2 separate regions of the Homo sapiens genome follow, and region 1 is linked to region 2. A link is an interaction called in ENCODE POLR2A ChIA-PET data of the cell type or tissue named here. Cell type or tissue: Caco-2. All regions are shown on one strand. Each heading gives the region's core, and the rest is flanking DNA. Links, peaks and the distances in the headings are about the cores only. Region 1 overlaps PURA (purine rich element binding protein A). Region 2 holds the start of DNAJC18 (DnaJ heat shock protein family (Hsp40) member C18).

What was found. Peaks named below come from ENCODE experiments on the same cell type or tissue, not always from the same donor. Only the 100,000 strongest peaks of a DNase experiment are listed, where the experiment ranks them.
Region 1: POLR2A ChIA-PET joins it to region 2 with 5 read pairs; 3 of 35 experiments call an interaction of 5 or more read pairs at or near these places.

The regions. Positions count from the first base shown.
Region 1 is chr5:140,117,935-140,133,204 of GRCh38, reverse strand. It overlaps PURA (purine rich element binding protein A), which reads right to left. Exons shown (of 1, transcript NM_005859.5): 1 at 7,586-15,270. It overlaps IGIP (IgA inducing protein), which reads right to left and starts at 7,268. Exons shown (of 1, transcript NM_001007189.2): 1 at 3,813-7,268. The coding sequence starts at 4,728. The coding sequence ends at 4,567. In Caco-2, for the core only: no CTCF peak of the experiment used is centred there; no DNase peak of the experiment used is centred there.
Region 2 is chr5:139,437,602-139,451,027 of GRCh38, reverse strand. It overlaps DNAJC18 (DnaJ heat shock protein family (Hsp40) member C18), which reads left to right and starts at 11,503. Exons shown (of 8, transcript NM_152686.4): 1 at 11,503-11,622. The coding sequence starts at 11,583. ECSCR (endothelial cell surface expressed chemotaxis and apoptosis regulator) reads left to right here. Exons shown (of 10, transcript NM_001077693.4): 9 at 1,854-1,950; 10 at 2,120-2,468. The coding sequence ends at 2,128. It also overlaps the pseudogene RNU5B-4P. RefSeq lists enhancers at 3,480-3,559, 11,133-11,632, 12,933-13,426 and a silencer at 11,836-11,945. In Caco-2, for the core only: no CTCF peak of the experiment used is centred there; DNase peaks (open chromatin) are centred at 11,477 and 11,867; H3K4me3 peaks cover 1,321 bases.

The sequences.
Region 1 (15,270 bases), core at 12,771-15,270, 680 kb before region 2:
GTCTGGTGCAGGGAATGCACACCATCAGTGACATCCAACAGTGCACAGATGAAAGGAGAAACAGGGAGTATGTGGCCACCCCTCCTTGTAGTGGTGCTAGAGCAGGTGGAAGCCAGAGACGGATAGACAAGCTCTAAGTTCCAGAGCAAGGATTCTTAACTTGGACCTTTGGGGAATCTGTGATGCAGTTGAGAGAGCCTCAAGCTTTCATCAGATTCTCAAGCCTAAAACTCCAAAAGAGATAAAGAACCTTTGCTTTAGAGAGCAGTGGTGCTCACACTTTAGTGTGCTTCAGAATCACGTGGAGGGCTTGTTACAATATGGATGCTGAGGCCCAGCCCTAGAGGTTCTAATTCAGTAGGTTTGGAGTGGGACCCAAGAATGTAAGGGGATGCTTGGCCCAGGGGCTACACTTTGAGAACCACTGCTTTAGAGGATACCAAAAACCACGAAGAGTTCAAGTTCAAATTATGATCTTTCCTTTTCAGACAGGAGTTCCAACAGATGCCATAGCCCTTGAAACTACCCCTAAGTCCCAAGGAACTTGAGATTTTATTTTTGGAAGAAGCCCCTGGAGAATTACAGACTCTGGACCTCTCCTTGAGGTCAGGAAACATCTGGGAAATAGCATTTTATAGGGTGCAGGAAAATGCCTCCAGAAACTTAAAAGCCCAAGCAAAACTGAGCTGAAAACTACATGGCTTTCTCTGGCTGATCCAATTGCTGCACCAATTGTTGGTGAACAGTGAGGTTTTGAGAATCTGGGCAGACCCAGATCCTCTCCTAGAGACTATCTCCTGATACTTGTTGAACTTGTGTCTGAAGCCACATGGGCTCAGTTAGGAGGCCTGCTCTAAGGAAGAAAGGGTGTCTGCTAAGGGATAGAAGCTGGGCATAGGAAGGAAATCAACTCAACTAGACAGAATTCAAGAGCCTCATTCACAGAACCCTTTGATCAGGTCATTGTGGTAAGGGCGGGAAGAGGCAGGAATAGTACTCAGGGCTGTGCTTACTTTAAGCAAGAGCAGTGGAGAGAGGCCTGGTAGGGCCATCTGCCAGCTTCCTTCAGACCTGCTCTGAGTAAGTCATTCCCCATGAAAGGGGAGGGGGAAATGAAAATGTGGATTCATTCATGAATCAACCTCTGAAACAGGAAGTGTGGCTTTTGAGCTATGCAGAAGAATCCTCCTTTGCTCCACGTAACGTTAGCTTTGACACTCAGCTACATATATCCTTAGGTGGGGCAAAGTCAAAGTCAGGGAGACCCTACAAATTAAGGGATGAGGAGGCAACTTCATAGAGAAGGCAACATATTAGAGTGATTGAGACTGTGGATGTGCTTTGCCATCATCCTACCTGGACCTGAATCCTGACTGTGGAGTTCTATGCATGTCATTTAATCGTTCTGTGCCTTAGTATCCTCATCTATAAATTGAGGGTAATAATAGTGCCTATTTCATAGAGTTATAGTAAGAATGAAGTAAAATAACACAGGTAAAATGCTTAGTTTGGTGCCTTGAATATTTAAGCACTCAATGTTTAAAAAATAAAGTGTGGTGAGCATGAAGAAATTTGGGATAGTGGCAGTACAGACCCACTCTAAGTGACACTGCCAGAAACAGAAAGTGGAGCTATGTTACAGCTACTGCTAGTCTCCACAGAAGGCTGACAGAGGTCTGAGGTGTGAGATGAGCATGCAGGGAGAGCCAGGATGCCTACGATGGTGGGGTTAACTAGACACCCCTGCTGGCTGTAAGGTAATGATATCCTATTCTTTTAAGCCTTGCAACATTCAGTGAGTCTGTTTTGTGACATTTTCTCACTGCCAACCTAAGTGCCAAATAGCCTGATGTGAGGAAATCGAAGTGAATGAAAATCAATATTGGTAGGAAAATTGTATCAATGTCATTGGAAACACTCTGAAGATTTGCAATATTTAGGTAGAATCCCCAGTTTCAGGGGAAAAACTGTGGCTCCTCCTCCTGAAGTTCTAGAAGGCAGGGCGGGGGTGGGGTGGGGTTGCTGAAGTGAGAACAGTGGAGGTGTGTGCCGGCCCTGAGGTGACCTAGGAGGCAAACACTGAAAAGAGAACTCTCTTTCCTCTCGTCCTGAAAGAGCAGGACCTCTTCCAAAACTCAGTACCCAAGATAAAACAGTCCTGACTGCTTAGAAATAAATTGTTACTGAGACTAGGAACAAAGGATTTCTAAAAGCCATGCAAAATACCAAAATAAATGATATACCACATGGTTAAATGAAAGTTAACATCCATTGGAGGTGGATGTAGGAAGAGACCACCAATTACATCTTAGAAAAGAAAGACTGAAGAAAAATGACAAATAGTTCTGTTTGAGCATGCTGGGTTCCTTTCTTGAGGGGCTCCCCATGGCCCTACCAGCATTGCCGTGTAGTTCCGACCTGGCTGTCTGGGATGCTCCTCCTGTAGCCCTTCAGTAGGACCTCACCTCGGGGCCTCTTGCTGTCCAACTGACCATTGGGCATATTTAATCATGGTCCTTTCGGAGTCTTTAAAAGATGAAGGGCCTGACTCCTGACTTTTCACTCCCTTATACTTGCTGGGAGTAAATCATGGCTGGAATTTCCACCACAACCTCCTGTGCTTGAGTCCTTCTCTCGGACAGGGACCCAAGGATTTATCTGATCTCTGCAGAGAAGAGAGCAGAATCTGGTCTCTTCTTCAGGAAGTAGCCACCTGTCTTCTGTGTGTACCCCCCAAATCAGAGGCACCCTAGAACTTAGGGAAACTGAAGTTTCTTAGGCATCCCACCTACCTCTCTACAACAGTGGCACTCTCAGCTTTCAGTTTTCAGAAAGCAAAGTTTCTCCATTATTTTTATTGAAGTTGGTGGTTGTCATATGTGGAAGCTAGTTCATCCTTCTGTTCACTCCAAAGTAGCGCCTTTTTATTTTATTTACTTATTTTTTCTTTTTTGAGACAGAGTTTCGCTCTGTCACCCAGGCTGGAGTGCAGTGGTGCAATCTCGGCTCACTGCAATGTCTAACTCCCAGGTTCAAGCAATTCTCATGCCTCACCCTCCCAAGTAGCTGGGACTAGAGGTGTGCACTACCGTCCAGCTAATTTTTGTATTTTTTAGTAGAGACGGGGTTTCACCATGTTGGCCAAGCTGGTCAACTCCTGACCTCCAGTGATCCGCCCACCTAGGCCTCCCAAAGTGCTGGTATTACAGGTCTCAGCCACCATGCCCAGCCAAGGAGGGCCTTTTTAGCAAGAAAACAACAAAACAATACTCATAATGAACTCTCTTGGGATTCCCCCAGAGAAGCCTGGAACTGCAGTAATGTGAACTTGAGATGGCCTATGGACATGCATCAAGTTTTAGAATATAACTGCTGTCGTATATACTTAAGTAAATTGAGAGATTTTTCATAGTGTGATTTTTGCCAGGTATCTTGGAGAACTACTTGCTCCAGGCATTCCTCATATCCAGCCTGAAGGTAAGTGAAAACATAAAAAAAAGATAAAATAAAAGGAGAAAGCTACAAATAAAACTTCAAACTCTACTTAAAAAGGTTGAGGAAAATATATACCTGAGGCTTCTGAGGCCTTTGTTGGTTTTTAAGTTAGAGGTCAAAATGGGTGGTTCTTGTTGGTCAGATAATCTACTTTTCTAGAAGGCCCCATTGAAACTATCCTGAGGGATGGCTCCTGTGTCTTGTTTTTATTGGTAGCTTCATTCACTGTCTGCCATTCCACTCACTAGAAAAACAGTTTTGAAAGAGATTTTAAACCGCAACCTCTATTTTCTAAGTGTTCAACAGCACAATAGGGCAACTATTAAAAATAATTTATTATATATTTCAAATAACTAAGAGTGGAATTAGAATGTTCCTAAAACGAAGAAATTATACATACTTCAGGTGATGGATACCCCAATCATCCTGATTTAATCAGTACATTGTACGCTTGTTTCAAAATGTTACATGTACCCCATAAGTATGTATAACTAGTATGTATCCATGATAATTACATTTTTTTTATTGTAACTGACAGAAAACAAAAAACCTTCCATGAGAATGGAGCATGATCTTTGGGAAAAGGTTTCCCTTCTCTTCAACATGATGGCTAGGTTCACTGTCATACCACCAGAGAATTTTTTAAATGACCCAGTATGCCAGGATAGGGAGGCCATTCACATAACATTTTTAAAAATAAGCAAACCTACCTTAAAATAAAATAGAAGATAGAGTTCTCTAGTATGAGAGCACACTTAATGCTTGCAGCCAATTCATAAGCATAAGTATACCTGCTACTGAGTCCTAAAAAGTTTCCACCTATCAAAAAAAAAAAAAATCCAAGATCGCAACCAGACCCCTTCCCCCAAAAAGCACTGAAACAAAAGACTGATCTGATTATACAGTCACATGAAAAATAAACATCTTTATTTTTTTGCCTACTTTATTTCATTTTTTCAAATAAAATTTAAATCTGTACAAAGTATACTGTTACAGTATATATTTTGTAAGAATCAATGCCTAAAATAATCACAATACTTCAATAAGCAGTACAGCAGACCTCGCTAGTTTTCAGCTTTGATATTGAACAAACTCAAGCCGGCTGATGCACAACACGTTTGCTTGGTTTCCACATGGTGATTTCCCAGCACTGAGATGGGAGAACATGACAGCAAATATGGTAATATTACAGCCCGACACACTGCGTTTCTTCATGTGATAATAACTGCACATATTTAATACAGAATGCTCAAATTTACTTTTTAAATTGCATTTGCTTACTTCTTAGTTGGCAAAATTCAGCATTCTTAAATGGGGTCCCCAAACAGTGCAAATTAATGATATTCTAACTGTATATTGGCACATCTCCAATAAGGATTAACTTGTAAACTCAAAGAATATCAACAACTTAGTCCTAAATTTTAACTAATATACATCTGGTCCATTTAACCAAAGTCATTTTGGAAAGATATTAAAGAACAATTCTATTTCTGAAAGGATATTGTTTTGACCATTCTTTAGAGAAGATAAATTTTTAAATTGTCATTAAAATGTTTCACTATAAAAATTTTACAAACTTGATTAGAAATTTCAAGATTATGATTCACAGCAGACAAATACAAACTGTATATTCCAACAATACCTATTCTTAGACTTTCAAACAGAGCACAACCATGTCAGCTGTGTTAACTAAAATTCTGAACAGTGTACTAAATTTATAAGTGGTGCTGGGTCTAGCAAGTGTAAATACACAGTATATTTCAATGAAAAGAATTGTCTTCTTTATACTTTATTTGTTTTCCCATAAGGAAACATTAATGTTTACATTCTTTAATAAAGTTAATCTTACATCAGAATATAACTTAATACTGTCAGCAACAGGGACCACACACAGTAAATAAGAAGCACATTTAAAATAAGTCTGATTTCACATAGATTAACATTTGTTGGTTAATAAAATATCGACAGTATTACAATCTTACAATATTTACAGTAAGAAAAATCTAGAGTAATATATACCTTTCACAGCAGGATTCCTTTTTTTAAAATTTCTTCCAGTTTGGGATTGTGTATACACAAAAAGCTCAAAATAAAGCAACTCTGCAATATAATCTTAAAATAATGGCTACTGGGGGAAATTCTATCACAACCATTGAAAATAATGGTGACTTCTCACGGAGTCTGTGGCATCTGAGAACCCAGTTAATTAACCAAAGTCTTGCTCATATTAGCCTCAGTTACCCAGATTAAAGCAGAACTCCGGCCTTCCCTGACTGCTGAAAACCCAACAGATTTTCTCAACATGCTATAAGGAAAGAGGAAAAATTGGTTTCAGCTCACACCTCATGGCTGGAAGCCTCTGGAAGCCTCCAGCCAGTGCACACTCCCCAACTTATGCTAAAAGAGGGCCAATTTCATCCCCACAGCATCACAAGAGTCCACCCTCCAACCACACAGTGCTCTGACACCAAGCTCACCCATTCCTCAACTCTTGTGCCTTAGGATAACACATGAACTTAGCCCACATAATACACACCAGCGTCTTAGAGACTTGAGACCAGGGCAAAGAAACAGACTAGTGTAGTTTGCACTGAGATCAGTAAGAAAAATGGGAAGTGATGCACATTTCCAATTAGAATGACAAGAAGAAGACCCACATCCCTAAACTGGAATTTGGCCAGGGCATCAGAGTTAGCACCCCCTCTCTGAGTACCGCTAGCGATTAGGATGTGTGCTCTGGGCCTCCTCTAAAAGAGAGCATCTACAGTAAGTAACACAGTATGGGACATTAGTTCAGTGACGACTGCCAAGAAAGCAGATACAATTCTTGAATCTGGGGCTGTCTACGGCACCTGAGGTCAATCATCCAAGCTGTGACCTGTCCCAACCCTGCTTACTTTAAGATATCTGATGGGCACAGAGCACTCAGGGATATGGCTGCTGGCTACTTTGGACTCTAGATCTCACAGGTAATCAACAGGTATCTGGGATTGAATTAGCAAACTGTACCATAGCTCCTTAAACAGACATTGTCAAGTCTGAAATCATGTCAAGCATGAATCTTCACTGTCAGGTCAGTAATCAAAGTGGGAGTCTTCCCACATCAGCCAAGGTTATTTTGTCAGAACCTTAGAGGAGTTGGACAGTTTTTCATGTTGCAAGTGATTGGTTTACTTATTTCAGTCAAGCTGGATTGGCAAACCAGACTGATTTATTTAGTGAGCTTTGTTTTTTTGATTCTTATGTGTGTGCTAACCCAAAGCTGTTGTATTTGGGCTAAATACACTGACAGAGAAAATTCAAACGACAAAAGTTTTCAGCAAACTTCTGTGGCATTTTTTCTTTTTGGAAGTAAATGCAAGATCTAAAGGTATTTCTACCCAACAACGTCTGTTTAAGTGTTTAATGTTATTTCCTTTTTGGTCCTATACAGAATGCTATGACTTCTATATAGGTCTGAATGCTGCTCCATGTAGATTCCTTCTGTATATCTAAAAATATATACTTTTCAGTAGTTCAATACATGGTTAATCTTCCCACAGAGGAAGATTTTTGTAATCACATGTTGCAAAGTAGAAAACATCTCCTTTCTAAGAAAGGAAATATACTTTCCTATTGTACACTTTTGAATAAGCCCAAAGGCATGCACCAAAAATCATTAATAAAACTAATACATGCAATAAAATGGTGTAGAGTTAGACTTAAAGTGCTGCTTCTCAATTTTTTTTAATTTGAAGAAGACATTTTGTCAGTTGTAGACTCAAAAATCTTTCCCCCACCCACCCTCCCCACCCCATGGCATTAAGAGAGAAAAGTAAAAAGTATGCATAAATCTTTTAACTATGCTTTACATGGGGGAAAGAACAGATGTATCAACTATCCTATATATCAACTGGATTCCCAGTTTTAAATAAAACCAATATTTACTGGTAAAAATTGTCAAAGCGAATACACGCAAACAAATGTTACTAGTAAATAAATGTTCTACATAGAGAATAATTTACTTTGGTTTTATGCGCCTTCTCAAAAATAACACTAGTGTCCCAACGTCACCAAACTGATGTGTTCCAGCAAAGTTGTAAGGCAAATCTTTTTTTCCCTAGTGACATCTTGTTTCCCAACAGACAAAACTAAAATCTTTTGGTGAGGAAGGGGTTAAGATAATGGCTAACCCCTTGGCATCCTGAGCATTGTGGTTTATCAAACTCTACCCTGCTAGAAATTGTCAGGCACCCTGACCCCTGCCTTGAACCAGGAAGGCTCCCATGTCTAGAGATGCCCTGACTCCTTATAAATAGCTTTCAGAACTTTGCTTTTTTCCCTTCTCTCTGGTTGTTATAATGTCTAACGAAGCTGGTTGCAATGTCACATTTTGCTAGTAGGGGCCACCATCTAACAATAATTCCAATATGAAAGGTTTTAAGCCAATAGTTGGTTCCTAATTTTATCAACGATTTGCACTAAAATTCTCTACAATTTACTTAGAGCAGAGATCTTTAACTTGGGTTTCAGAAGATGTGTGATGCCCCTGAAGTTGTATGCAAAATTATCCAGGGATGGGCATTTTTTTTTTCTTGGGTAGAGGATCCATCACACTGTCATCAGATTATCAAAGATATCTGTGACCCCCAAAAAGGGTTATAGGGACTTAGAGGGATACCCGTAATTCATTTTATACCAGGACTGGGAAATGGGGGCAGAAAACTAAAAATGGCCTCGAAAAAGGCCAGGGACAAATTGCTGATCTTTTCCCTTTATTCACATTGGGAAAATAAGTGCTTCAAACTGGAAAAATCATTAATTAAGCTGGTTAAACTCCATTAAAAAATAATCAAATCGCTTTCTAAATTTTTTTCATTTTCGATATGTGGTAAATTTTGTCTCCAAGAAAAGGTTTGGAGACTGAATTTTTCTCTTTTCCTAAAGGAAATTCATAGATAGAATGCTGAATATCATCCACATTTAAAGATTTGACAACATAAAAGTTAGATAACTCTTAATGATGTGAATCTTTAACTTATGATTTTGAGTAAAGGATTATCTAGAATCAAATATACACTTATTAATCTTCATTTCCCAAAATTGGTCCATATTTAGACAACTACCTGGCACAATTTCACTAGATAAACCTAAAATCTGAACAATGGAAGTTAAACTTCTACCCAAAGTAAAAACAAAGCCATAAGATTCCACAATTGAATTGGCCACAAACATTCACACTATGTTATAAAGGACTTTCTCATTTCAAATACATCACTGAATGTTCAACAGAATTTGCAAACATAAGATCCAGAATGACTAGCAAAACATGCTAAGAGCATGTCAAAAAGTAAAACACCACCTCTCCCCCCCCAATCTGGAAACACACTCAGGCATTCCAAAAATAAACCAGATCTGAAAAGAGGCCTCTCACTTGGTTTTAAGTATGAGGTGTGTACAAAGCTATGGGAAAGGGAATATAAAATGAAATAACCAAATAACTTACAAAAAATAATTTTAGCCAAAAACACATCTCTCTGTTCCATTGATAAAACTATCAATTTTTAAATTTTTTTGCAATTCTGAACACTGTGTTGCATAATATCACCAAGACAAAAAATATGTTCACAGGTACACTTTTTGTTATTTTCTTTCTAGAGCACATCTTTGAGGTCATAAGACCGCATCTGGTTAAAATAAAGTCTCTTGCCCTTGCTTCCCTTCCCCCTCAAAGTGATTCAACCCTGAATTCCAAAAAGGAATATTCAATATAACAACTTGAAAACCAGTTGTAACACTTAGACCATAAGGAAACTATATGAACATTATGGAAAACTACATGAAAGAGGGAGCTGCCACTTGCCACCCACTTCACTTCCAGCTTTTTAAGCATGTACCCAGCTAGACTCCTATCTCACTGACTTCAGTGAAACAAACTAACACACCAAATCTAGGCCATCTCAGGCTGGAAGTTAAAACTCGAAGACATCATTTCATATACACATACATATATATTCCCTATCCTAAGCTTTAACTTTGTCTATTTAAACAGTTTAATAAAGCTCACATTTACAAAGGATTTTATTGGCAAATAAAGGCCCATATTAAAAATTTTATCAGAACAAATTTTTGTTTTATACAGCTAACATTAAGAAATATTTTCTTGGCCTTATAAAATATTTTTAATTGCATATAATTTTTGCTTTGGGTGGAATATTGAAAACACAATTCTGCAAGAAATTAGAAAAGACTAGAAACAAAAGTGAAAGTGACTAGCCTTAACTTTCAAAAAATCAAGTGCAAAGATAAATAGTGCAAATAATGAAAACTAGAAATTTTACAGGCAACTTTAGTCTTTCCTGCTTTTGCACTTTTACACATTGACAACTTTATAAACCCTAACAACTATATGCAGCATGGAAATGGGCTATCATTTATCTCCACTGACTAGACTTAAGCCTTTCAAGGACTTGTCTCACAGTCATTTAAATCACAAGTTCTTGACACAGGTTTGGGAATTCACTTCTTTTTAAACAAATTTCTAAGGGAGGGGCTATTTAAGAAGGCTTTGCATTGACTTAAATGAGTTATAGTATATAACTATTATAATTTAAAATCTGACACAATAAAATGTGAAAATTATACTAAAGTGCCAACTCTACAAAATAAGCTATAGTAAAAATAATCCTGCTATTGTTAATGAACCTGACATTCGTAAAAAAGAAAAATTACCTTCAAAGTACAAAATCAGAACCACTTTTTTGCTATTTTTAAAAGAGATTTTTATCACTAATATATAGAGATGTGAGTAAAATGAAACTTCAAAGTAATCTGTCCAAATCACCAGGAATAAATCCATACTAAATTTGACAACAAAGAGTTAATCCAAACATACTTGAATTATGTAACTTAAAAACAAACATTACAGTAATTATTTATCTTAAATAATTTAAAACACTACTGGAATAATGGGAACAGAAATCTAAACACTATCAGCTTACCCTACAAAGGATATAAGAACCTCCAAAATGTACTAACTTATTTTATTAACATTTGCCACCACTGAACTCTTGGGAATACTACAATTTTAAAGTAAGAGAGAAAGTAGGGAAACAGAAACATGAGTTTGGGGGGTATGTTGTCTAATTTTAGAAATACAGTATTATTGAGGGCCTCATAAGGTCTACAAGGTTAAATGGTTGCTACGGATGCAAATGTAAAAGAAATAAAAAAGACACCTAAAATTGCAAGTTAGTGTTTTTACCTGGTTTATTGTCTTCTAAGAAATTTGTGTGGGCCAAAGTCTCAAAATTCTATAAAAGCAAGGAATAATATGTGTCTTTGTGGAGTACAAAATCAAATAATTTGATCTAAGGACCATTTGAAAAGTAAAGGTAAACTACATTGTAACAAGAGCCCAAGAAAATAGATAGTATGTGTGATAAATATTTCTGATAGTTTAAAAAGAATAATGGTGAAAAGCTTGAAATTTTCTTTTCCTCAAAATAATAACTCCCCAGCATCCACTTGCCTTGACCAGAAAAGCTGTCATTCCACAATTGTGCTAATTTGTCCCAGAAAAGCAGACATCCTATACATGAAAACAGACTTGTATAATGCATGATCATTATCATAACTCTAGCTATAGTAACTAACAGCTTTCTCATAATCAATGAGGGACCCATTTTCTCTGGCTTTATTGAAACTTCCTTAGTGAAGATCAACTTCATTTCCTTAGCAAATAACTCTCATTCGGACTCCATCATAGTACCTTTTCCTACCTCTAGTAAAAATTCCTCTCACTTTATTTCCAAACCATTCTCTATATACCTCTCAAACCCCCATCCACAAACACATTAAACAGCTCTCCTCGTCCTACTCTCCAATTTCCAAACCAGTAAGTCTCAGTTCCCAGTAACTTACCTAAAATACACATACTTCTTACTCTCTTCAGTTCACAAGTTTCTTAACATTAATTTAGATACCTTCAAACTGCCAGCTTAAGACTATGGGGAAAATAGCAATCAGAAAAAAACTGCCCAGTTACCTCATAATACTGAAATTGTTCTGGATCATCAGTTAGCTATGTTCTAAGGCAGGAGTCAGAAATTTCTTTACTTCTCTCTGAAGAAGTAAGCTTGAGTGCCACTGGTAGGCCTACAGCAAGAGTAAAAGTGGAGAGAGAAACAAAGAAAAAGGATAGGAGAGAGAAGATGCCAGATGTACATGGTAAGGAGGTAGGTCAAGTACCACCACCAACTACCTGCATTTAAAATTGCCAATCCACTCCAGCTGAATGGGAGTTTGACCCAAACTCAACATGTGTCTGATAAGTCATTAGCTGATGGCTATCATTGTTTGAGCTAGTCAAGATGAATAGGTAATTCACCTGTCCCATAACTTTAACTGCCACTTCACGATAAGGACATATTTTCTTAAATCCTCCTAGGATCCTTCTGTGTTAATAATCTACCTTAGACCAAAACACACACTAACAAGAGTATTTCCATGTTTTTCACAATTCTAAAATAGAAGGACTTGGTCCTTGAACTTGGAGGCCTCTTGAATTATTAAAGTGGAACCAAAATCAAGAAAATTAAACTCTTTAGCTTAAACATTTTTCCATCTAATGCTACAAAATAAGCTAATTGCTAATAATTATCAAAACAATGTGTGTATTTATGAAAACATGAAAATCCTGTGATTCCAAAATGAGTGAAATACTTCTGATGTGTAAGAAGCAACTATATTTTACATAGAGGATCACCACCATGTTTCTGCCTATCAACAGGACAATCTTCCACAAAAGCAAAGGACATCAGGAAGGAAAAACACAAAACAAAACAAATACCAAACGTGGGGACAAAATAAAAATGAATGAGTAGTTATGACATTCTTGTTAAGAAAAATGTTAACAAGTGACCTTTGCCACACTCAGCTTTCCTAAAGACATAAATTGCCTGGACCATTCAACATCAAAACTTGGTAGTTAGCTTAGCAGATTCATTGGCTTGAAACCAATCATTATTTCTTATTTCATCTGGTTGTTCTTTTATCATGAAATTCTACCTGACTCATGCTAATTCTGGCTTATTTTCACTTAGCCTGTAATGAAATTTCTGTTCAAAAAGGACGTGTCAAATGGCCTATACCTTAAATTTAGGTTTTCAGGATCAAATAACTTCTTAAATATTAATATTAAAATCAGCTTTTCTTAATATATCACAAAATCTGCAAAGAAGATTCTATAATAATTCGTGAATAGCAGTGATCACTTTAGTTTTATAGCATACTTATGAATGGCCAAAATTTGGTTAATATGCAATGAAGAAAACAGAAATATTGTGATTTAAAAATTGATACACTTTAACAAATCTACACAAATAACTTTGGTGAATTTATCTATGTAAGCAATTCCAATAAATTATCTCTCCTACTTATTCCACTCTCAAGGAGATGTGTGTATCTATATACATATACACACACACAATGTATATATACATATATATGTGTATGTGTGTGTATACATCTCTCTCCAAATTATGAAGATATTCAAATTTAGGGATAATAAACTATAAATGTTATACTCAGAGTCATCACCAACTATTCCAAACCTAAGTTGCTACAGATGCCCTTGTTTTAGCATCCTTTTACATAGATAGCAAGGTCTCATTCTGATACTCAAAAGATTTTAAAAAGGGAAAAAAGTCATTAGACTTGGTATCTCACTTTTTATGGTGAAGAAAATCTTAAAATTATGTTCACATGTAAAATAAAATGAATTGTGGAGCTATGAAAGCTACTAGACCATCAATTTCAGATAGCCCCATTCTAAAATTATCTGGAAATGTGTGTGTATATATAACCTGAAAAAATGAGTGGGAATATTGTAGACAAGAAGGTGAACCATGTGTGGAAGATAAAAATAATCATGCCCATATGGTGGGGTCACCAGGTCTAGCAGATAACCCAAAATGTCATAAAAGAAAAATGTGTTTAGAAAGTTTGAACAGGGCCAAAACACAAAATGTTAAAAGCACACAAACAAAAATGAATGAGATAATCCCCCCAAACGTCAAGTTACATAAGAAAATAGGAAGAAAAAAGTTGACATAGTATCTTTTAAAATATATCAAATCTTAACTGACTTAAAAAATGATATAAAGTGCTTGGGCCATGATACCCACCCAGATTCTCATTATCAACGGATTTATCTTTTCCCCCTCCCTTCCACCCAAATTTAATTCAGTTTTCCTTAAGAAAAAGTACAGCATCCCTATATTAATAAGAAATGAAAACAGTGAGTACAACTGATATAGATCCATTGACTTTTATTACAAATGTACTTGATCACTTGGCTTCAAAAAGTTTAAAATCAATACCCTATTTTCTGTATGCCAGTACAAAGCAAACTGTTTTACAAATTAAATACCTAAAAATTTGACAAAAATATTAAAATTTGATGAAAAACAATTATAAAAATCCTTAATCTCTCTCTTCAAAAAAGGAGGCAGTCTTCCCACTCCTATTATACAATATTAATAATATTCACCATTTTTAGAATAGGTAGCTAAATTATATCTTTCTGTTAGCATACAAAACTTAGACTAATATATTTGTATATGCTCCAGTTAAGTTTGTGAATGCCATCTGATTGCAATATAATCAACTATCTTTAATTGAATCCTAATTTACACTTATTTAATAATTTGCATAGTTTGAAAGGGATAAAGGTTATTCTACAACTAATTATCATAGGCTATTACAGTGCTACTTTTCAAGGCAATAAGTATTTGCTCCCAAATGAAGTATATGTCTTCTTTAGGCAGGGGTTAAAATTACTAGCAGCTTTCTCTATTACCTGAAAAATCAAATTGGAAGTTATCCATCTCTCTAGATGTGAAGGCCTGAAAAAACATAATATACTTTCCGCTTGGAATCAAATTTCAACCCCTGCATGGGACAACTAGAAAGTGAGACTTTCAAGGTTTTTTATTTCCCTGTTGGTTTTGGTTTCTACTCTCCATGGCTTTTTGAGAAGCTGGAAAACAGTTTGTCTTTTCTGACTAGCATTGTCTTTTTTTCCATTTGGCAAATATTCATCTACCTCCAATCTGTATCTAGTAGAGGAAAAGCCGACATGGCTTTTCTTATGAACTTCCTTTGTTGTCAAAGGCATGTATAATGATTTCTACAGTTCTGGTTAGTTAACTTTAGCTCCCTCTGTGGCTGGATGACTGCTGCTTCTAACATCAGCATGATAAATAGGAGGCACAAATAAAAAGTAGCTTAAAAAAAATTTGGTGATTTAAAAGAAAAAAACAACTCCAAACACACACACATACATAAGCATTTCAAATCTGGTGGCTGATCTCTGGATTAAATTACTTGACAGTGTCTCTCATTTTAAAGAACGTCAATATTGCAATGCAGTTCAAGTTTTCTTTTATACTTAGGCAAATAATACAGTTTAACCAAGCTCTTGGACCTTAATTGTAAGACAAAGCAGATCAATAAAAATAAGGCATACTTCTCAGGAATTAAGTTTTGTTTGCTTGTTTTTGGCACATTTGATCATACTGTCTTCTATGAATAACACATATGGTCAAATATACCATTTCCTTATTTGTTTCAGCATAAACAGGGTTTACCAACTAGTAAAATAAAAACAAGGAAAAATTCCAACATAAAACACTGATATATAGAAACTAGGTAAAGTACCGAGCACCTGGGAGGGAAGGGTAGGGAAAGGATGCAACAGAAGAGGGAAGACAAGGTTTGGGAGGGTGCTTGGGG
Region 2 (13,426 bases), core at 10,180-12,679:
GGCAGACCTGAAAGGGAACAATCAAATGACAGGAGATGGACTGAAACTCTTCAACACCAGGGCTAACCCTCTATAACCCCATCATGAAAAGTGTAGGAATTCAGATTCTAATATAAAAAGACATTATCTCTAAGCTTAGGAACCACTTATTGAATACTTCTTATGTGCCGAACACAATGGTATATATTTTATAATATTATCTCAAATCTTTATAGCAATTATTCAAGGTATATATTACTTTTTTTTTTTTTTGACATGGAGTCTTGCTCTGTTGCCTGGGCTGGAGTGCAGTGGTACAATCTCAGCTCACTGCAACCTCCGCCTCCCAGGTTCAAGTGATTCTCCTGCCTCAGCCTCCCGAGTAGCTGGGACTACAGGCATGAGCCACCACACCCAACTAATTTTTGTATTTTTAGTAGAGACAGGGTTTCACCATGTTGACCAGGCTGGTCTCGAACTCCTGACCTTGTGATCCACCCACCTCAGCCTCCCAAAGCGCTGGGATTACAGGCATGAGCCACCATGCCCAGCCTTTTTTTTTTTTTTTTTAAGGGACAGGCTTGCTCTGTTGCCCAGGCTGGAGTGCAGTGATGCCAACAGGGCTCAAATGATCCTCCCACCTCAGCCTGTCAAGTAGCTGGGACTACAGGCATGTGCCACCATGCCCAGCTAATTTTTAATTTTTTTAATAGATATAAGATGTCACTATGTTGGCCAGGCTGGTCTCAAACTCCTGGTCTCAAGTGATCCTTCTGCCTCAGCCTCCCAAAATGCTGGGATTATAGGTGTAAGCCGAGACATTACTCCATTATACATTTTAAAAATTGAGGCTTTAGGCCAGGCGCGGTGGCTCATGCCTGTAATCTCAGCACTTTGGGAGGCCAAGGTGGGTGGATCACGAGGTCAGGAGTTCAAGACCAGCCTGGTCAAAATGTTGAAACCCAGTCTCTACTAAAAATACAAAAATTAGCTGGGCACGGTGGCAGGTGCCTATAATCCCAGCTACTCGGGAAGCTGAGGCAGGAGAATTGCTTGAACCCAGAGGCGGAGGTTGCAGTGAGCTGAGATGGTGCCACTGCACTCCAGCCTGGGTGACAGAGCAAGACTCCGTTTCAAGGGGAAAAAAAAAAAATTGAGGCTTTAGCGGATGCGATGGCTCACACCTGTAATCTCAGTACTTTGGGACGCTGAGGCAGGTAGATTGTGTGAGCTCAGGGGGTCAAGGCTGCAGTGAGCTGTGATCGTGCCACAGCACTCCAGTCTGGGTGACAGAGCAAGACCCTCTCAATAAAAACTAAAAAAATAAAATTGAGGCTTTAATAGAGGTTGTAACTTGGTAAAGATCAAACAAGTAGTAGGTAGTAAAACCAAAATTTAAATGCAAGTCTTGGCCAGGTGCAGTGGCTCACACCTGTAATCCCAGCACTTCGGGAGGCCAAGATGGCTGGATCATTTGAGGTCAGGCATTCAAGACCAGCCTGGCCAACATGGTAAAATCCTGTCTCTACTAAAAAATACAAAAATTAGCCGGGCATGGTGGCACGTGCTTGTAATCCCAGCTACTCAGGAGGCTGAGGCAGGAGAATCGCTTGAACCCGAGAGGTGGAGGTTGCAGTGAACTGAGATTGCACCATTGCACTCCAGCCTGGGCGACAGAGCGAGACTCCATCTCTAAATAAATAAATAAATGCAGTCTTTCGGTCTTCAAAGCACACTCGCATTTCATCATGATCCACCACCAAAATATAGATTTTTTGAGACAAAGGTCTAAGGCTCAACAACCTCACAGTTCCTTGACTCCCCATTGCCCTGCCCTCCTCCTCTCTTTAACCCAGACCCCCTTCCTCCCCCAGCTGCTCCACAGCCAATGGAGAGAAAGACAGCATCACCCTTATCTCCATGAAGAACATCAACATGAATAATGGCAAACAAAGTCTCTCAGCAGAGAAGGTACATTTTTCTGTTTCCTGCCTTCCTTCCCCAAATTCACCTTTCCCTTCCTCCTCCTACTTTCAGGCCAGAAAGGAGATACTTTCAAAGACTCTGGCTTTTCTCCCCTCTTCTGTACCCTGCCAATCCTAAAAAGTTCACCCTTCCCCATTATGCATTTATTTTGCAGGTTCTTTAAAAGCAACTTTGGGTCCCCATGAGTCCAAGGATGATGCAGCTGCCCTGTGACTACAAGGAGGAAGAGATGGAATTAGTAGAGGCAATGAACCACATGTAAATTATTTTATTGTTTCATGTCTGCTTCTAGATCTAAAGGACACTAGCATTGCCCCAGATCTGGGAGCAAGCTACCAACAGGGGAGACTCTTTCCTGTATGGACAGCTGCTGTGGAAATACTGCCTGCTTCTCCCACCTCCTCAGAGCCACAGGAAAGAGGAGGTGACAGAGAGAGAGCAAGGAAAGTGATGAGGTGGATTGATACTTTCTACTTTGCATTAAAATTATTTTCTAGCCTGCAGTCTAATTACTTTTAAGGTCTATGCTCCCATGCACATTTCTTAACAGTATGTTCTAGCAGCTTTTGGGCCTTGTTTCCTAGAACAGACATACATGCAGGTTTCTGCCCCTATGGGCAGCTCTTTGAGAAACTTGGATGGTCGATAGAAGGGACTTTGTGTCAGGTTTTATCAAGTTCACCTGGGTTTTGTTGTTGTTGCTTTTGTTTTTTTTTCTTGAGATGGAGTCTCACTCTGTCTCCCAGGCTGGAGTGCAGTGGCGTGATCTTGGCTCACCACAACCTCTGCCTCCCGAGGGTTCAAGTGGTTCTCCTGGTTCAGCCTCCTAAATAGCTGGAGCTACAGGCGTGTGCCATCATGCCTGGCTAATTTTTGTATTTTTTTAGTAGCAACAGGGTTTTACCATGTTGGTCATGTTGGTCTCGAACTCCTGACCTCAAGTGATCCACCCGCCTCGGCCTCCCAAACTGCTGGGATTACAGGTGTGACCCACCACACCCAGCCATTGTTTCCCCCTCGCCCCCTTCTTCTTCTTCTTTATACTAGCCTTGCTAAAGCAAAGGCTCAAAAAATTAGCTAAAAACTCAAAAACTCTCCACAGGAATCTTTAGTAAAAGGTGAAAGATTTATATGATCTGAAGAGAAACCAGAGTATCACCTGGTTTATTTTTATTAGTAGGGTTGAGGCGACTGACTAACCACTCCAATAGAGGAGAGAAACAAGGGGCTGTAAACAGTGACCAGTCGTCACCAAGAAAGAAGTTTTGACTAGGAAACTTCTTAGGGAAGTTCCTAAGTCACCTCTTGGGGAGAGGTGAATGAGAAAAGGGCAAATGTCCTCTGCCTGCCCCTGGGTAGACATGCATCACTTTGGTCTTAGCTATGGGATGAACCCTGGGAAGGTTTGCGGTGAAGATAGGTCTGTGACTTCATCAACACAAACCCCACCCACTTTACCCCATACAACAGTTATCTTGTGTCCAAATATAGAATAAAAGATTGTAGAAGTACTGGAAAGTCATTTAAAGAGAAGGAGGAAAAGAAAGGAGGTGTCTGCTTTCTTAGTCTTAGTCATGTTTACCATGACACTAGTCTGGAAATGAATCTTGGGGAAAATCAAGGGAGGAGTCATCCATGTGTGTCTTTCGGGAGTATTTAACTTAATTGGCAATTTGGAACATAGGGAGAACACAGCTTACTCATTCTGAAGCAACAATATGCTATTTTTTCCTGATTCAGACTTCTCAAGGTGATGAGAGAGACAGGCTAGAACAACAAGTTTCATCCCCTCTGTCTCATTAAAATTATTAAAATGAGACTGTAGAAACCGAGTGAGCAGGGCGTAGTGGCACATGCCTGTAATCCCAGCACTCTGGGAGGCCAAGGTTCCAGAGGATCGCTTGAGGCAGGAGTTCAAGACAAGTGTATTAGACCATTTTCACACTGCTATAAAGAAATACTGGGTAATTATAAGGAAAGAGGTTTAGTAGACTCAGTTCTGCATGGCTGGGGAGGCCTCAGGAAACTTACAATCATGATGGAAGGGGAAGCAGGCACCTTCTTCACAAGGCAACAGGAGAGAGAGTGAGCAAGATCAGGAAAAACTGCCGTATAAAACTATCAGATCTCATGAGAACTCACTCACTACCATGAGAACAGCATGGAGGAAACCACTCCCTTTATCCAATCACCACCCACCTGATCCCTCCCTCGACATTTGGGGGTTATGGGGATTACAATTCAAGATGAGATTTTGGTGGAGACACAGAACCAAACCATATCAACCAGGCTGGGCAACATGGCAAGCCCTTGTCTGTACAAAAAAATACAAAAATTAGCAGGGTGTGGTGGCACATACCTGTGGTCCCAGCTACTCAGGAGGCTGGGGATCACTTGCTTCTGGGAGGTAGAGGCTGCAGTGAGCCATGGTTGATTGCACCACTCTCCTCCAGCCTGGGTGACAGGGTAAGATGTGAAAGAAAGAAAACAAAGGAAGAGAAAAGAGAAAGAAAGAAAGAAAGAAAGAAAGAAAGAAAGAAAGAAAGAAAGAAAGAAAGAAAGAAAGAAAGAAAGAAAGAAAGAAAGAAAGAAAGAAAAGGAAGGAAGGAAGGAAGGAAGGAGAAAGAAAGAAAAGGAAAGAAAGAGAGGGAAAGAAAGAAAAAGGGAGGAAGGGAGGGAGGAAGGGAGGAAGGGAAGGAAGGAAGGAAGGAAAAAAAGAAAAGGAGAAGAGAAGAGAACTTACTGTATTCTAAAATCCCCTAGGACAGGGCCTGTAACCTGCCCATGTCTGTAGCTCCTGCATGACACACTGTGCCCAGCACTTCCTAGGTAATCTAAACTGGCTCTTGGGTGAAGGAAATCTGATCATAAGATTGGGCTCTGCCACAGACTTTGGGTGCAATTGTCCCCCTCCTCCAAGCCTGTTCTCTTATATCTTTACTTTTTTTTTTTTTTTGTACCACTGCTGGAGTGCAGTGGTACAATCGTGGCTCACTGCAGCCTTGAGTTCCTGAGCTCAACCAATCCTACCTCAGCCTTCTAAGTAACTGGGACTCTTGGCATGAGCCACTGCACCTAGCTAATTTTTAAAAATTTTTTGTAGAGACAAGCTCTTGCCGTGTTGGCCAGGCCAGTCTCAAACTCCTGAGCTCAAGTGATCCTCTTGCCCTGACTTCCCAAAGTGCTAGGATTACAGGCATGAGCCACCATGCCTGGCGGGTTTTAAAGTGAGCTGGCTGGACGACTTGGCCTTCACTATCTTTTCTCATTCTTACATTCCACAGTTCTATAGACTCTGGACGTAGGAAAAAATGAATACAATGTGCTAAGTAGAGATCACTCTGGGTGAGAGCCAGAGACAAGTTGCAGGCAGCTCTGGACAAGCCTTTCACATTCTCAGGAGTTCCATTTCTCCTGTGTATTAACAGGGAAGAATGCGCCCTACCTGGCCCTGGCTACCTCACAGGCTAGTGGCTAGGTAAAATGGGATAATAAACATGGAGATACTTGGGAAGTGAGCAATTGTAGCAGACAGCTTGGAGTAGGGCACCAGCACCCAGGTCCCACTTCAGGATCAAGGCGCTTGTTCCCCAGCTGTGGGATTGTTGGCTGGTTGATGATTGGCTGATGGGGGCTAAGAGTGGGAATGAAGACCTGGACCCCTTGCCTCAATTCCTTTGCCCCCATTCCTACTTCCCTTACTCCTCATAGCTGTTGTTCCAGGGGTGCTCACTAAGAAACCTTTAGTATGCAAATCTCAGCGTCTCAGAGTCTATTTTGTGGGGTACCTAACCTACGAAAGCAATACTGCAGTATTTTTTGAGGGGAGAGAAGACAGGGTCTGGCTCTGCCTCCCAGGCTGGAGTGCAGTGGCATGGCACAATGATAGCTCACTGCAACATCAAACTCCTGGGCTCAAATGATCCTTCTGCCTCAGCCTCCCAAGTAGCTGGGACTATAGACGTGTGCCACCACAACCGGCTAATTTATTTAAATTTTTTGTAGAAATGAGGTCCTGCTACGTTGCTCAGGCTGGTTACAAACTACTGGGCTCAAGACATCCTCCCCCCTCAGCCTCCCGAAGTGCTGGGATTATAGGTGTGAGCCATCACACCTGGTTAGTTGTTTGTTTTTTGTTTTTTGTTTTTTGAGGTGGAGTTTCACACTTGTTGCCAGGCTGGAGTGCAATGGCACGATCTCCACTCGCTGCAACCTCTGCCTCCCAGGTTCAAGTGATTCTCCTGCCTCAGCCTCCTGAGTAGCTGGGATTACAGGTACCCACCACCACGCCTGGCTAATTTTGTATTTTTAGTAGAGATGGGATTTCACCATATTGGGCAGGCTGGTGTCGAACTCCTGACCTCAGGTGATCCGGCCACCTCAGCCTTCCAAAGTTGTGGGATTACAGGTGTGAGCCACCATGCCCGGCCTTGGCTAGTATTTTTTAAATAATTCATATATATTTGATTTAAATCTCACAGCCAACAGCACATGACTTAGTAGCCACTTCTGGTCCAACATCCACCATTGGGATGGAACCCCTCAGGTGACATAACAATGTCTAGGATTCTGTTTGTGCTGTTGTTATTCTGCCTGCCATGGGCACTGAGTACAGCTGCTCATCATACTGGACTAATCAGGTCAAGGACATGGGGCTTCATTCTAAGTAACTCAGCTGTCATCTTCATTATAAAACCACACATTTTCCTCTGACTCTGGGCAATGACCTGCGTATATAAGCTGTTAGTCATAAGGTATTTATATGTGGGGGAAGAGGGAGACAACTGGTATTAATAATCTTTGAGATTGAAAGGCTTTTACCCTGACACTGACACCGCAGTACCACATAAGCCATGTGGATTTTCCTGTTGCTAAGTAACTCTATCCTTTGGGAAGGGGTTGAGGATGAATTAAATGCTGAATTCTGCTCTGGAGCAAACTCTAATAGAGAGGTTTCTCCTGGAGGAGCCTACTATTTATGCAAATCCAAGATGCCACCTCTGACAGGAAATCTGAGTGCAGCCTTCTGCAGCCCTTGCAGCTTCCTTGAAACCCTATCTCTTCCTTCATGTCTAGACAACAGGATGATGATTGTTTACAAGATGACTTCCTCCCTTTTCTCACACAGGACTACGTGGTCCTTAAACAGGAACAGGTGGCGGGGATTGGGGGCTAGCTGCAGAATGTCCTTCTCTCATTTTTTCCCTCATCCTATGGGAGGGCAACCAATAAACCAGCACAGACACACAGGCCCAGTGGGACAGGAGGATCATTTACTCAGCTTCTTTCTTCTAGGGCTGGATGGGGCAGCATCTCAATCATATAGGGCACAGGACAGACCTCAGTATCACCAGCAAGAATCCATTACAGTTCAACATGTAAGTAAGTGGAGGCGCCTTAATCCCAACACTTGGGAAGTCCCCGGGGGCAGGATTGCTTGAACCCAGGAGTTCCAGACCAGCCTGGGTAATATAGTGAGATCCCATATCTTAAAAACAAACAAAAAAAAAGCCAGGCATAGTGGGCATAGTGGCATGTGCCTGTGGTCCCAGCTACTCAGGAGGCTGAGGTGGGAGGATCGCTTGAGCCCAAGAGATCAAGGCTACAGTGAGTTGTGATAGCGCCACTGCACTCCAGCCCGTGTAACAGAATAAGACCCTGTCTCAAAAAAATAAAGTAAGTGGAGAAAACTGAGAGAAATCTGAGGCTGGCCCTAAGGTAAAATGGTTTAGCAGATGAAGGATCATTGCAGGCCCCCTTGACCTAGTTCTGGCACACAATTTCCCCAAGCCCAGCTAGTACTACTCTATTAAATTTGAATGTGCTGGAAAACACTGTGTGATTCTGTCCACCAGTCTTTTCCTGGGTTTGTGGATGTCCTCCTTTCTCTCTTCGTCAAACTTCTTTCCACATCTACCTCCTTCTCTTTGAGAACTGCCTTGGAGACCCCAATTTCTCTTCCCTTATCTCCTTCCCAGTTACCCTCTCACTTTTCCTGTGGGTCCTTTTCGACTGGCATCTCCATCCTATACTCTTTGGGCCCACAGCTTCCTCTTTTACAAAACACAGAAATTGAACTTTACAGTGAGGATTATTTTTGCTGACTAGTTGATGAGTTTAAGCAAAAACTGTCACAGAAGTATTCTTAATGTTGAGCTTTAGAGTTTCGCGTTAGTCCAAGTGATGCGATCATAAAAAAAAAATTCATCCAGAAGTGTTAGTTGAGGTGTAAACAAACTGAAGAATACATGTGGATACTTGGCAATATTTGAGAAGGTCATAATGCTAAACCATTTTTGTTACTGTTCTAGAAGTAAATGAAAAGAAGTCTGGAAAAGAAGGGGATGTAAGGTTTCAGAGCATGAGGAGAGAGGATGCTTAGCTACCAGACAGCAGCTAAGATTTGGGAAGAGGCCCCAGCTTCCCAAATCTTGTCCAATACTCTTGAACCTAGGCTCTGCTCCTAGATAGTCTCATAATTCATAGTTGCTCCTCTCAATCCAGTTAACCCCTACAGTGCTCTAACAGCCCACTCTCAGCCAAACACCTCTGACTTCATGGTATTCTAACATCTCCAGGTAGTACCTCCAGACCTTTTCCCTGTGCCCCTGGACTCCAAGGTCTATCCCACCCTCAGCTGTCCATCTTCTAGAGCAGGCGGTCTAGCCTCCCCAAACCAGAAGAACTTCCTTTTTATATTCAACCACCTGATGGATGTCCCTGATCAGTTCCCTCAGCTGCAGAGCACAAGAAGGACCTTCAGGATCCAGCTTTCTGTGAGTACACTGCTCCGTGGATTAGTTAGCTGGTCATAGGTCCAGTGTCCTAGAGCTGAGCTTTTGACTCATCTCATGGTTCTGGGGCCTCCTTTGCCTCTCAAGTTTAAGGACATCCATAATTCATTGGATTTAGGATGACCCAAAACCTTCTCATACTAGTTCACTTTTGCCATCTTCTTCTGTTTCTGAAAGGGAGAAAATCACCAGTTTTAGTGGCTGGATTCAGGGGTTAGGGTACATGGACAAGCAACTTCCCAGCCCTTTTTGGTAGTGTTTTGCTTCTTGTCTTATTTGCAGGTAATGATTGCCAGATAGACAGGAATGGGGTCCAGTTAGTTATATCCAGGACCTTATGATATACCCCATATATACCCCTTTGCTCCTAATTTACAATGTCAAACTATAAAAAATGGTTTCTCTTCCTCTGAGCCAGTCTATAACAGTGGTCAGCATTTATTAAACACATACTACATGCCAGATGAGGTGCTAAAAGCTTTGCAAGCATTATCTTACTATATCCTACGGCAATCCTATGCAGATTTTTTAACCACTATGCTAAATTCCTCCTCCTAAATTAAGTGAAAATGACCAAATTTCTAGACAACTGTTACTTTCTCAGTGCTTATGGGGGTGGGGATGAGGGAAGAACACTGACTTTAAGTGCTCCAGGAGAAACTGATATTACAAATGACACAAGCCTTTAGTGGTCAACTGGTTTGGTAGTTTTCAAACATGTAGGTTTTCTTTCCTTTAGTAGACCACAAAATACAAAACAGAAAAAAACAGAGCTTCTTTGATTGAAGAAGGGTGAGGTGCTAGTGCCTTCCCTGCTATGCCTTCCTCCCCGCTCCCACTCCTCAATAGAAGATTCCAGAGACATCTGCACATTAAGCCTTAAGGATTCCTCAATTTAAAAACCGCTAATTGAGGCCGGGTGCGGTGGCTCACGCCTGTAATCACACCACTTTGGGAGGCTGAGGCGGGCAGATCACAAGGTCAGGAGATTGAGGCCATCTTGGCCAACATAGTGAAATCCCGTCTCTACCAAAAATACAAAAATTAGCTGGGCATGGTGGCGTGCGACTGTAGTCCCGGCTACTCGGGAGGCTGATGCAGGAGAATCGCTTGAACCAGGGAGTCAGAGGTTGCAGTGAGCCGAGATTATGCCACTACACTCCAGCCTGGCGACAGAGTAAGACTCTGTCTCAAAAAGCAAACAAACAAAACTACTAATTGAATCCAACCTTCTCGTTTTATAGGTGATGAGACTGAGGCCAAAGAAGAAGGAAAAAGGAGATGTTCAGGATCACGCAATGATTTGTGGCAAAACCCCAGCTATTAATATAACACCTATACAACTTCTAGACCAGTGCTTTTTCCACTTGAAAGGCCTTGTTATCTGAGTTTTGTTTTTTGTTTTTTTTCTGAGACAGAGTCTCACTCTGTCACCCAGGCTGGAGTGCAGTGACGCGATCTTGGCTCACTACAACCTCCGCCCCCTGGGTTCAAGCGATTCTCCTGCCTCAGCCTCCCTCCCGAGCAGCTGGGACTACAGGCACACGCCACCATGCCCAGCTAATTTTTGTATTTTTGGTAGAGACGGGGTTTCACCATGTTGGTCAGAATGGTCTCGATCTCCTGACCTCGCGATCCGCCTGCCGCGGCCTCCCAAAGTGTTGGGATTACAGGCATAAGCCACCGCGCCCGGCCGTTCTCTGAGTTCTTAAGTGGGCATAATGTCAGTGATGCCAGGGCCATGACTGTAGGCAAGGGCTGGAACTGCATGCCCTTTGGTGCTTTTACCCTTCCAAGTTTATGTCCAGGAATATACATCTCTCCCCAACTGCCTAAGTAGGTGCTAGTTGATATCATGATTGATTTGGTCTTCTTGGGTAAGACCTCAGTTAATTCTGGGTAATTTTTTGTTTGGGGATGAACTGTAGCCATCCACCTATGAAGAAAGTGTTGCTTTTATTCTTTGCTAGGTTCCATCCATACCTGGATGAGGAACAGCAAGAATATTTATTTCCTCATTTCCTTTTTACTAATCTCAATGTCTGGTCCTTCAGAAAAGAAACGAATGGGCTAAAGAGATAACTAGACTGGAAGAGAGGAGAAAAGTGTCAGAGGGGTGTTGGAGTAGGATGGGTTGGAGGAAGGACAGGAACAGCAAAGATGGAGGCTCTTCATGCCGGCCCCAATACCTTTCCATGTCTTCTTTCTCCACCCCGATACCCTCTGATGTCCAGTGCCTGAGGAGCTGGGGCAGTAGGGACATACTGAGATTGCCCTCCAACCCCATAAATCTACATCACTTTTCTATTTTCCTGACTCAAGCTTCCAAAGGCTGGGTTCCGCATCCCCAAAACCCATCTCTGAATCTCCAGGGCCTACCACTGACTGCACAGAACAGGCATTAGCGTATGCTTCAAAAAGACATCCCTGAGGAGCATAATAGTCATACTGTCACCCTCTAGCCTATAGTTTGCGAAGCCCTTTCCAGGCAGGACTTCAGTCGCCCCTCCTTGGATGTCCCTAGGGTTAGGCAGGGCCGAAGCCACTATCCCAACTCTACAAATGAGGAAAAGCCAAGAGCCGTGCTGCAGGCAGCTGGCAGCTGGCAGCAGCACTCTTCCACAGATCTCCTGACGAAGGTCGAGCACTTCTCTGCGTCTCCCACGGCCTCTGGCGCAGAGCCTGCCGGGAGTTGTAGTCCAGTGCCCCGGGAGCTCATATGGACTGGACTACAATGACCAGCGTGCCCCGCGCTCCGCGCCCCCTTCTCTTTCAGCCTCGGGCACGGGGGAGGCTCGGCGGACCTGCTGATTGGGAACCGATATGGCGGCGACTCTGGGCAGCGGGGAGCGCTGGACGGAAGGTACTAGGTCCCCGCCTGAAGGAGGGATAGGGCGGCCTTCGGGAGAGATCAGGGATGAGGATCCTGAAGACGCACAAGGGCTGAGATCCTGGGTCTGAGGTGATGGATAGAGGCCTGTGAAAAGATGCTGAGCCTGAGTAGGGTTGCGGATGGGGTAGGGAAGCTGGGGACCGACCGCGAGCCCAGAGTCACCGGTGACGACTTGTTGCCTCCGGCCCCCAGCCCCGCCCCCGCCCGTGCCCCGCCCAGGGCCCGCAGCTGTCAGGCCCCGCCCATGCCAAGGTGACTGGAGGGCCCGTGGGGTGCTGCGGTCTCTCCGCAGCTTGCTAACCTGGCCCTTATCTTTCGCCTAACTGGGCCACCTGACCTTCAGTCCCTGTTTGATCATGTCGCTCCAGCCGGCATCAGGACCAGCCTTTTCCACCCTACAGTCAGGCAAAAAATATTGATCCAATACCTATTGTGTGCCCCGCCTAATGCTGATTCTGCAGTGGGGATTTGACTGACATGGGTCCCTTAGCTCACAAAACTCGCAGCCCACTGAGAGAGTTTGACGACTGAACAGCCAATTACAAAACGGGCGAATAATACAAAACGCCTGGGCTACACAGCAAGGTCAGGGATTTGGAGAGCACACTTACAAGGTACCTAACGCAGACTGGCTGTCAAGGGAGGTTTCTTGCAGAAAGTGTTACAAATGGTGACAAGAAGGATGCGTCGGAGTTAGCCAGGCCGACTTAGAGGAAGACTGTCCAGGAGCAGTGGGTGGAGGTAGCTGAGGGATGTTAAGCGGAAGAAAGATGTTGTTAAAGCCTTTCTCAGGTCCTCCAGAGAAGACATGAGTGCTCTGCCCCTTTTGACTGTATTGCTTATGACCCTCTTTACATTCTGCAGGTGTTGTTATTGAATCTTCTCCCTTTAAACCAGGGGTATCCAATCTTTTGGCTTCCCTGGACCACATTGGAAGAAGAATTGTCTTGGGCCACACATAAAATACACTAACTGACGACTAAATAACTAACTGATGACAGCTAATGAACTTTAAAAAAATTGCAAAAAAAAATCTCATAATGTTCTTTTTTTTTTTTTTGAGACGGAGTCTCGCTCTATCACCCAGGCTGGAGTGCAGTAGCGCGATCTCGGCTCACTGCAACCTCCGCCTCCCGGGTTCACGCCATTCTCCTGCCTCAGCCTCCCGAGTAGCTGGGACTACAGGCGCCTGCCACCACGCCCGGCTAATTTGTTGTATTTTTAGTAGAGACGGAGTTTCACGGTGTTAGCCAGGATGGTCTCGATCTCCTGACCTCGTGATCCGCCCGCCTTGGCCTCCCAAAGTGCTGGGATTACAGGCGTGAGCCACCGCGCCCGGCCCTCATAATGTTCTAAGAAAGTTTACGAATTTGTATTGAGCTCAAAGCCGTGCTGGGCCACATGCCACCTGTGGGCCGCGGGTTGGACAAGCTTGCATTAAACTAACCTCTTTGTGGTCAGGAGTAGATCTTACCCATCCGCCCTCTTGATCTTCTAGCCAAGTTCCTTGGTATATATTAGTTCTATAATTGTTAGTGTAAAAGAATTGAACTCCTCTCTACTTTAAATTTTAGGGGTGGGAGGCACTGCAACAAAAAATACTATTTTACGAGCAGTGTCTCTTCTGACCACGGACCACAGAGAAACATGTTTATTCAGCTTTGTATGAGTGCTTAAAAGTCAGCATGACGCCTCTAGCCCTGGCCATCATGCTTACCTTCTCATGCTTACGAGCAGCCTCCCAGAGAGGAAAGGCAGGTTGCAAAGTTGATTT